3 separate regions of the Homo sapiens genome follow, and all the other regions are linked to region 2. Evidence: chromatin contacts called from ENCODE Hi-C or POLR2A ChIA-PET data. All regions are on one chromosome and are shown on one strand. Each heading gives the region's core, a stretch centred on a gene start or an enhancer-like site at or near the end of the contact. The rest is flanking DNA. Distances are from core to core; before and after follow the strand shown. Region 1 overlaps RBMS3 (RNA binding motif single stranded interacting protein 3). Region 2 overlaps RBMS3 (RNA binding motif single stranded interacting protein 3). Region 3 has its middle 340 kb from the start of RBMS3-AS3.

Region 1 (3,442 bases), core at 357-2,856, 440 kb after region 2:
CTCTGATCTGCGATAATTTCTTAGACTTTGTTTGTTGGAGTAGTACTGGCCAGGTATTCTGAATGTCTCTAGATCTGAGTTTGTCAGCTGTTTTTCTCATGATAAGACCCCTAGTTTTCATGGGTTTTGGGAGAGAATACCACAGAGGTGAAACACCCTTGACATCTCATATCAGGTTATATTCCATTTTTGAAAACAACTTCTTGAAGTAATAGTGGCTGGGTAGAGTGGAGCTAGCAGGACCCATCCTACTCTTGAACAGATTGAAGTACATCAGTCAGTAGAGAAAATCAGGAGGGATGACATGAGGCCAGCAATGGAGCTGCATCTCTTGCAAATAAATAGTCTCAATTCAAAGTCATGAGACAACAGTTCTATTCCAGGCTCATCCACTAACTAGTTTTTAGGGAAGCCAATCACAGTCTTCTAGTGTTACTTTCTTCATCTGTACAATATAGAAGTTGATATCTGAGTCTTGAAATTATGTGACTCTCAAACTCTGGAATGTGTTTTCATTAGTCAAATATTGTCATCCACAGTTTCATTTCCTAAGAGGAATGTGTTGTAATGCTGAGCAAGATACCCTCAAAATTTCTGGTTTCTACAAAAGGGCATGTAAGGGAGGCCTCTCTGCTTCACTGTTTGGTACTTAAGACACTTGTATCCTAAGAATGTCAGGTGCCTGGCAGGAAGAAAACAAATTGCAAAAACTGAGAAGAAAATTCATCGCATTCATTCATCTTTGTTTCTGGAACTCACTATTTTATTCCTTCCGTTACAATGGATTAAGAAGGAAATGACATAATTTGTTTTTGAAATGTCAGAAGCAGTGCAGAGTTTAGTACTTTAAAAAATAGTTTAATGTTGACCCTGTGCATACGTAAATCTTACCAGAAATGAGGATGACTGGCTTACAACGTTAGATACTCTAAGTTGCCAATAATTTGTACAGAGCCTGTGATTGCAAAACCACAAACATTTCACAATACTGGAAACCTCTAATTAACCATAATAAATGACAGGATGGGTTTGTTTTAAATACATGGTTAATAATGCTTACTGCTTTAAGACCATAAACTGTGTGATTCTCTATGGAGGTGACAGAGGTAGGCTGCAAATGGTTTTGCAAAGTACGTTTCTACCTCTGCATGTTAAGTCTGACCCAGAACATTCTACTAATATTGGATCAGCCTCTCATCTGACGTAATTTGCCTGTGGGAATTGTATCGGCTGTTAAACTAGCTCCTCTTAGTAGCTGTTTGAAAAAAAAAAGGAAGAAGAAGCACAATTCTGTGGTGTGTTTCAAATAACTGAAGCCAGTGTCCTAGGTACTGAGACAAGAAAGAATGTCAAACAGGACCTTTAATGTGTATTTATATTTAAACATCAGACCTAACAGAAAACCCTGAAGCTTTATACAATGATTAGAGCCTTGTAAGATCCTAATTAATGTATTGTCAGGTGAATGGTTGGCCTGGCACTCAAGCTGTTCTGAGGGACGCAAGGGGTTTCAGGTACCGCCTAGGAAGAATAGATGCAGTTGTAGTGATTCAGTGGCCCATCTGAAAGGGACATATAAAGGCAGCTGTGTCTGGTGTGCTGTCTTTTCAGACTCACTTGATAATGCTAGTGTCAGTTTCAACTGAAGCGTGTGCCAGATTCCAGACAGCTTGAGCTGGCATTTCAGAGAGGTTAATTGTGAAACTTGAGAAGAAAATGGGCACATTCTTCCTAAGATGGCTATTCAAATATAGTCTCTTTCCTCCCCCCCCAGAGCTTTCTGGGTCTCAGTCTCACTTTTGTTCTGCTTCCACGTAAAATGCATGAGGAACACTGAGCCTTTTCCCCTTGGCAGCTCCTATATTGCCATCTTTGCTGGGACTGCTTTGCCTTGTTAAAATGTGCCCCGTGTATTAAAATGGAATTGTCACTGCTGGGTGGTGCAGCGTAACATGGTTTGACACTAAGCGCCGGCAGCTACAGAAAACAGACTTTTATTGCATTTATTCTTTCAGAGACGGGAGTCTCTAAAGGCTCACAGCAGACATTCACTTAGTTAAATCTGAATGAACCCAAAGTGAACAATCTACTCTGCTGTCTTTGTGTTCATAGAAACAGCCCCCATCCAGCTTGATATGGCTGTAAAACAGTGTTAAGAAAAGATGATCACACTTAGAATGCAGAAGGGAGGACTTGAGGCTTTCAAACAGAACAAAAATATTTTAAGTGGGTGGAGTGGGTTAGCCACTTGATTTTCTTTTTTAGCTTCCTCTCTATTCCCTAAAATGTATTATGTAGAATAAACACACACACACACACATACACACACACACCCCTACACACACACACACACCCCTAGTATTAGTCTTCATTTATAATTCCATGCCATTTTAAGACAAAGGATTTGATTTGTAGGACTCTTGCAAGCAAGCTTTAGATTCTTAACTGCCTTTTATCCAGATGAGTACCCAGAGAGAGATTGAACAGGGAGGGGGCTCTGAGGCATAAACTTTGCATTTTGTAGCTCTCCTGGAATAAAAATTCCATAAAGTAACATCTGTAGTAATTAAGGGCTTACATTTCCTCTCCCATTCATGTCTCTGCTAGGAGAGAAGGTTATTTTCCCAAAGAGACAATAGTGGATCCTGTGGGAAGAGAGAAAGAACAGAGTTAGAATTCTTTTCTTCCTGGAAATGGAAATTTTCTACTTAAAAAAAAAAAAAGATAAAAAAATTGAAAGACTTACAGTAAAAGGTTCCACTGGAAAGGAAACTTGAAAGAGTTAGGAAAATTGTACTTAGCTGTTCCTAAATATTTAGAATGAGGAAAGATTCCGCTTGCCTTTCTTATCCAAACATCTTCTGATATAGGGGAACTTGTGAGTGAGTAGTAAACAAAATGCTGTTTTTGTTTTTATTTTTATCTATTAAAATTGCATAAAGAGTTTTCTTTTTATTTGGACATCAAATTGATTCATTCTGAAGACTTTTTTTTTCAAAATAATACTTATGTGGATCCATTGGGTCACCTGATGATATACATACTGAGCGTTAATGTTAAGTTAGTTTCCTACACTCTCTTGTCATAGCAGGATCAGCTACTTAAATTAGGGTGAAATATGACAATGTAGATCCCTTTGTTAAAACACTGTTAAGAAGTTCAAGGTGGCAACAGCAGAACTTTAAACCAAGTGCAGGGTTGTTCTAAGTGTGGGGCTGTGTGTGAAGACATAGGCCTCATTCCTGTAAATTTAGCCCTGCTTGGCGGTAGAGATTTGTCATATCCATCGATACAGAAAGATGCACTCTCATCACATGCTTCATAAGAATGTACATCTGAAAACAAAACTTTGTCAGAGAATAATTATAGCTCAAAACTGGAACTCGTTCCTGATATTATCTTCAAACTTGTTAAACAAGTGATACAGATGCCCTGACTTCCT
Region 2 (3,200 bases), core at 320-2,819:
ATTCGAAGGGCTGCTTAGAACTCTAGGGCAGCCTATTTTTTGAAGATTATGCTTTTGACCTTTCTTGCTAGAAGTCATCCATCCATCTAATAAGTGTTATTTAAGGGCATACAGTGTGCCAAGAACGCAACTTGGCATCACCATGGAGACCATAAAATTCTAGTCTCATCCTCTCATCCATCACAACCAAGTAGAAGTTGGTGCTGTTAATGTCAAGAGCAAATCAAGAAGTCAAGAAAGACTGAAGCTCAGACACATTGTCACTGGTGTAATCTCCACCTTTGAAGGTGCTGCTCTGATATCAAATTTTATGTACAGAGACAAACACATACACAGTTGACAAAGTAACAGACATAAATTATTTTTATGTTTTATATGTTATTTTTTGAAGTAACATCAGGTATGTACTTTAGCTTATTTTTTCACACAAAGTTGATTTTTTTGGGTAATAACAATAGAATTTATACTAGTTGCAGAATTATCTACAACCACCATAGTAAAGAAACAAAGCCGTAAACTAGGTCGTATTATTACTGTTATCTTTTGAATTTTTGGACAGAGCTGATTTAATAATTTGGCAAACTTGTAACTAGGGTAACTAGAAAATGCTGAAATTTAAATCTATGTTATTTATATTATTTTGATCTTTATATGGCCTAAAAATGCAGGTTTAACTCCAGCACACATAGTAAAATTAACAGTAGAAAGAAACAAACATCAGAAGCCATATGTAATATGTCTGTGGTGCTCTTGACACCCCTCTGTCTTCTCTTCTGAAATGTGTATTCCTTCTGATATTGGACACATACAGTTACACACACACATACACACACACACACACACACACACACACACACACACCCCTTGGACTGAATTCTAGATGCAATTTTAAAAATCAATAATTTAGTATCTCTTCATATAATTCACACCCCTTCTTATTTCCCCCATGATTTTTATTTAAGCTTGTACGCAATTTTTGGCATGAACTAAGCTTTTTAAGACTTTATGCCACTGTAGGGATTTTTGGAAAACACTGATAAAGCCAATAAAATAACACACCGATTCAGATATTACCCTTGTTCAAACAGGGCTCTCAAATGGGTCCTATTTTCTTGGATTTGCCCACTCTGAAAAAAAAAAAAAAATTCACTGCAAGCTAAATTACTTTCTTTAACATACCTAGATTTTTTTTATTTTGTTTTTATTTTTAACTCTGGACTTTATTAAAAGGACAAAGGAATTCACTGGAGTGGGAATAACACAGATTTTACTGTGCAATGAACTTAAATGCACTTCTATAAAGTAAGTCATGAACACTGACTTCAACCTTTCATTTTCCTCAGGAAGGACCCAGTTAGAACCAGCAGTCACTGTGGCTGAGGGAAGAGGCACAGTATTCTGGTCTGGTCTAGGTTCTTCTTTCCTTTTTCAGTTTCTTTTTTGGTTCCTTTCTGTTTGTACTGCTCTTGTGAGCTTCTTATTGTTCAAGCCTCATAGCTATTTATGGATTATGCACAGTTTGGGCTAATATGATTAACATTTGCCTCAAGAGCCAGGTCTTCTCATGTAATTGGTTCTCTTTCAAAACACGTGGCCTCCGCCTGGATGACTGGCTTGCTACGTAACCTGGAACGGCCATGTCCTGGGTCTTTCTGTGCTGCATGTTTGGCCGTGGAATTTATTTCTTCTGTCCTGCTGGAGTGGGTAGGATTGTTTGAACAGGAAGAGTCACTTCCTTGTTATGCTCTCCCAGCATTGTAGAGCTCCAAGATGTTTCCCCTGTGCCCTTCCATTAAGCCCTTACAATCTCCTGCACTAAAGTTTAATCACTTCCCTCCTAATATCCTAAAGAAGACAAGAGCTTTCTCTCCTAATTCTTTCCTTCTCTCCTTTTTCTTTTTCTCTTTCCTTCTTTCTCTTTGCTTACCTAGTATTCTTTCCAGCCTGCCTGCCTATCTGCCTTTTCTTCTCTCCTTCCTCTCCTCTTCCTTTACTCTCATTATTCCCTTTGTTTTCCTTTTCCCCACTGTTATTTTTTTTTCTAATTTCATGTCATTTCTGTTATGAAAACTAGATCCCAGTTAATGGAGCTTTATCGTATTTGCACACAGATGAAAGAATACATGCATATAATAATGAATTGCTGCATTCTTTGTAACAAGAGAATATTGGAAACAACTTGAATGTCCATTAATAGGGGACAAATTGAATAAACTATGGCATGTCTGTAAAACAGAACTCTCTGTAACTGTAGAAAAGAATCAGGAAACACTCTATGTATTAAGTTGTAAGTATCTCCAAAATATTTTGTGAAGTGAAAAAAAGACATAGTGCAGAACATTTGTATTTTATATTTCGTTTGTGAAAAAAGGCGGTGGTGGGAAATAAGATTATATTTTACATTTTATTGCTCTTAGTAAACACCAAAAAATTTGTGTAGGAAACTATTCCTGGGTGTCAAGGATAGATGGGCTGAGGAATAGTAGAAAGGGAGATTTTATCGTTATACCGTTTTGTATTTATTAACTTTCAAAAGTGTGTTAATATATTATCCATCCAAAAAGTGAAATATAATAATGTAAACCTGGGAAGCCAATGTAAGATTCAGTTGAAAGAAAACTATCCCATTAAATGCATATATATATATATGTGTGTGTGTGTATGTATGTATATACATGTGTGTATATATGTGTGTATGTATATATATACATGTGTGTATGTATATATATACGTGTGTGTATATATATGTGTGTATATATGTATGTATATATATACACATACACACACACACACACACATACACACACATATGTATAAATTTGACATGACTGGTATAGTTATCCAAACTCACAGGTGTTCTTCTAGAATATTAGCTATCTATGGCTTAAATTATGTAAAATTGTCATTTTTTACTAAAAAACCATTTCAAATATTGGCAATTTCATACTATTGGCCTAATCTTTCCTTGTCTTAAGTTGAGGCATCAAAAATCTATCATCAGGTTGCCTGGGCTATTACTCTCTTTAACTTCATTCTTCTCCTGTGCTATAGAAACTTTTGGAGTCATATTTCATTAATTTCCCCAGGTCACCTGGATAGGACTATGAAGTGTGGCAATCCTGAATCACCTTTCCATCCTTGCTTTATTAACTTTACACTTGACTGTAGATTAAACTGTCATAATCTACCACTGAGATTAT
Region 3 (3,484 bases), core at 182-2,681, 380 kb before region 2:
TAAAATTATACAGTATTAGGGATTTTTGTTCAATGGATTTTAGCTGTCCTTATCAGAAAAAAGTATGAGATGATGTCTTAATCTGCTTCACTGTGGTAACTATTTTAGTGTCTGCATGTATATCCTAATATGTAAATCTCAAATATGCACAATATTTATTCTAAAAAAACAATCAAGATTTTTATTTTATTTTATTTTATTTTGAGACGGAGTCTCACTGTGTAGCCAGGCTGGGGTGCAGTGACGTGATCTTGGCTCACTGCAACCTCTGCCTCCCGGGTCAAGCGATTCTCCTGCCTCAGCCTCCCAAATAGCTGAAACTACATGCGTGCACCACCACGCCCTGCTAATTTTTGTATTTTTAGTAGAGATGGGGTTTCATCATGTTGCTCAGGATGGTCTTGATCTCTTGACCTCATGATCCACCCACCCCGGCCTCCCAAAGTGCTGCTGGGATTGCAGGTGTTAGCCACCGCGCCTGGCCAAAATGTGCACATTTTAAGGTGTTTTCTCCCCTTAGTGTCTAGAATATCTCCTAAATATTGAATGCCTTTTGGATTTCTTTGGAAGTTTATAGCACAAATGTTTTTGGCCACCTCTTTCTATGTCCCTCCTGTAGCCTCTCCTTGGCCTTTAAGATGCAGAATAATGTAGTTGTTGAGATCTTCCTGATATAAATTTATGCCAAGTATACACATCAGCAACAATTGTACATATCACTGCTTTCCTCCTTCCAACAGGTATAAGGACTTAGTTCTCAGTCCTGGGTTTCACTTCACTGCATGCTGCTTTGTGCAATAGTTAGCAAGCATTTTAGGGGACTGGCTAAGCAAAGTTTCCAAAAATAAGAGAAATCTAGAGGCAATGAACTTCTCCAAAATTTTGAAATTAAAAACATCCTCAAAACCCAAGAAGAAACTAGTTTAATTTTGTCAAACATTATACCTAACATATAGGGTATAAAGTTGTTGTTTTGAATTACACATATCATGAGCAGCTTATAAAATTCTTTTTAGTAAGTATCAGTCCCTAAAATCTTAATATGACCCGGATTTAACCTCATCTTTCCTGTCTTTTCTCTTTCCAGATTTTATTAGCAAAATTTCTCCACTGATTATGACTTTTGAGTTACCCCTTCTTCCTCTGTAAACACTGTTTTTTTTCTATTTTTTCTAGTTATCCAAAACTGGAGTAATTGGCAAATCACTTGCACTGGAACTCAAATTCTTGTGGGTTTGCTGAGAAAAGGTTATACAGAAGTAAAACCACATATACTTGAATTTTGCATAAGGGGAACTCCAGGCCAGGGAAAGATTGTGGTTTTGTAGGAAGATCACTCTCACCCTCAAAAAGCCAAGGGCATCTTTTCTTTAAAAGAGTTCCCACTTTGTTTATGTGGGAAATTGTCCAGGGCACAGCAAGTCTCTGGCAGGACTTTGCTGGCCTTTTGCTTTCTAACTGGCTGTTGTAAGCAAAAACAGCCCTCCAGAGTCTCTGTGTTTTGGTGACATGTGCAGCTGCAGTTTTCAGGGGAGGAAAGGGGCAGGAAAGAAAAAGGAGGATATCCTAATTCCTTTCCCACCTGATGTTCTAAAATGTTGAGATTGGGTCCTTACAGCCAGGGGTCATGAACCTAAATAAAGCACAGGGTAGCCAGCAGTGCTAGAATATCCACTCCATTTTCCTTAATTCAGTCTATAAAACAGAAGTATTCTGAAGTCTGTCCATGGATTTGATTTCCTGCAGTCTGAGCTCTACTGAGAGAGAGGTGGTGGAGCTCCTTCCTCTCTGTGGTGTCTCCAGCACCCTATAAATCAGCAGCTGGCTCACAATGTGTGCCTTTATATCCCATGGCCAAATCTCTACTGGCTACTTAAGGATACATTTCTGGGTCTTTGAGATGAGAAACTACACAACAGATGAGTGAATTTTAAGGATCCTATCGGTGTAAAATATATTAGGATTTGAATTAGAATATAATGGGGGTTCAGAACCTAGACTCTAGTCTGACTGCCTGGGTTTCACATTTCAGTACTTACTAGCTGTTGGACCATAGCTACGTTTTTGTGTGTTTGTTTGTTTTTGAGACAGAGTCTGTGTCACCCAGGCTGGAGCACAGTGGTGCAGTTAAGGCTCACAGCAGCCTCAAACTCATGGGCTCAAGCGATCAGCCCCGACCTCAGCCACCTTGAGTGGCTGGGACTATGGGCGTGTACCACCACGTCAGGCTAATTTTTGCATTTTTTGTAGAGACAGGGTTTCACCATGTTGCCTAGGCTGGTCTCGAACTCTTGGGCTCGAGCAATTGGCCTGCCTCAGCCTCCCAAAGTACTGGGATTACAGGTGTGAGCCACTACGGCCAGTTTTTCTTAAAAAAACTTTCCAAGCCTCTGTTTCCTCTTCTATAAAATGGTAATAATAATAGTACCTATCTCTTGGGTTTTTGTGAGGTTTAAAAACATGATTGTTGCAAAGCCTTGGGAACAGTGCTTGGCAATAATAAACAGTAAATTTAAGTGCTGTTGTGCTTGTGGTGGTTCATAATATTGGTATTATTATTATTATTATTATTATTATTATTATTATTATTATTATTGAGATGGAGTTTCACTCTTGTTGACCAAGCTGGAGTGCAATGGCATAATCTTGGCTCACTGTAACCTCTGCCTCCCGGGTTCAAGCAATTCTCCTACCTCAGCCTCCTGATTAGCTGGGATTACAGGCGCACACCACCATGCCTGGCCAATTTTTCGTATTTTTAGTAGAGACAGGGTTTCGCCATGTTGGCCAGGCTTGTCTCAAACTCCTGACCTCAGGTGATCCTCTCACCTCGGCCTCCCAAAATGCTGGGATTACAGACATGAGCCCCTGTGCCTGGCCTGCTATTATTATTGTTATTCTATTGGCGTAACATAGATTAGGTTGTCCAGGAGTAGAGCCTGAGACAAGAATTCTGGTGCAGGTATTTATTGAGGAATTACTCTCAAGGGAAACCTGTAAGGAGTGAGAGAATTAACGTAGGACAAGGAAGAAACTAGGCAAAGATGTAGTTTTAGCAGAGGCCTCACTTCAGCCTGATCCCATGGGGACATCTTGAGTAAGAATTACAGCAAAAGTTGTCCCACTGTAAGACAAGGTGACCAAATTTGTACCCCTGAAACAATTACTCATTGGTTTTAGGTTGCCTCAAGTGCAGAAAGCATAATTCCCAGCACCTTCTGAGGGGTGGGGATGGCCTGGAAGAGGATCTGAGTAAATTAGCTAGAAATAGTAATTAATTAGGAACCAGCAGAAAAAGTCTATGGGTGCATCTCATTCATATAAATATTTCTATTGAAGTAATCATGTGCATGTGTGCCAGAAACCAGAGCACCAAAAGCACACAGGAAAAGCTGAAGGGAGAATCTTTTACAGACTTGCTTTGGGCTCTTTGGATGGAGATTAAATATACTCAGTTTGGATTTTTATTAGTATTTAGAATTTG

What was found. Hi-C counts contacts between places; a loop is a spot of excess contacts on that map. ChIA-PET counts read pairs that join two places held with the same protein, here RNA polymerase II (POLR2A). Pooled maps may share reads with other maps.
Region 1: a map of endothelial cell of umbilical vein shows a loop between it and region 2 (7-fold over the local background). The contact joins two enhancer-like sites. A Hi-C loop is called at or near these places in 11 of 168 maps with a recorded cell type or tissue (A673, MCF 10A, PC-3 and 7 more) and 16 of 50 pooled maps. POLR2A ChIA-PET finds 5 or more read pairs at or near these places in 2 of 52 experiments (GM12878 and MCF 10A).
Region 3: a loop to region 2 is called in a map with no recorded cell type, with 4 times the contacts of the local background. The contact joins two enhancer-like sites. A Hi-C loop is called at or near these places in 1 of 168 maps with a recorded cell type or tissue (PC-3), 4 of 37 single-sample maps with no recorded cell type and 3 of 50 pooled maps.

The regions. Positions count from the first base shown.
Region 1 is chr3:29,757,950-29,761,391 of GRCh38, forward strand. The region is part of intron 5 of RBMS3 (RNA binding motif single stranded interacting protein 3); the gene reads left to right. Among named protein-coding and RNA genes, the nearest start is that of RBMS3-AS2, 120 kb to the left of the region's middle. Within about 2 kb of position 1,607, at least 12 of the 41 ENCODE cell types and tissues checked have a DNase peak (open chromatin) inside an H3K27ac peak, as active enhancers do; they include ascending aorta and endothelial cell of umbilical vein, where a contact is called at or near this core.
Region 2 is chr3:29,322,867-29,326,066 of GRCh38, forward strand. The region is part of intron 1 of RBMS3 (RNA binding motif single stranded interacting protein 3); the gene reads left to right. Among named protein-coding and RNA genes, the nearest start is that of RBMS3, 43 kb to the left of the region's middle. Within about 2 kb of position 1,570, at least 22 of the 41 ENCODE cell types and tissues checked have a DNase peak (open chromatin) inside an H3K27ac peak, as active enhancers do; they include ascending aorta and endothelial cell of umbilical vein, where a contact is called at or near this core.
Region 3 is chr3:28,939,389-28,942,872 of GRCh38, forward strand. No RefSeq gene overlaps it. Among named protein-coding and RNA genes, the nearest start is that of RBMS3-AS3, 340 kb to the right of the region's middle. Within about 2 kb of position 1,432, at least 2 of the 41 ENCODE cell types and tissues checked have a DNase peak (open chromatin) inside an H3K27ac peak, as active enhancers do.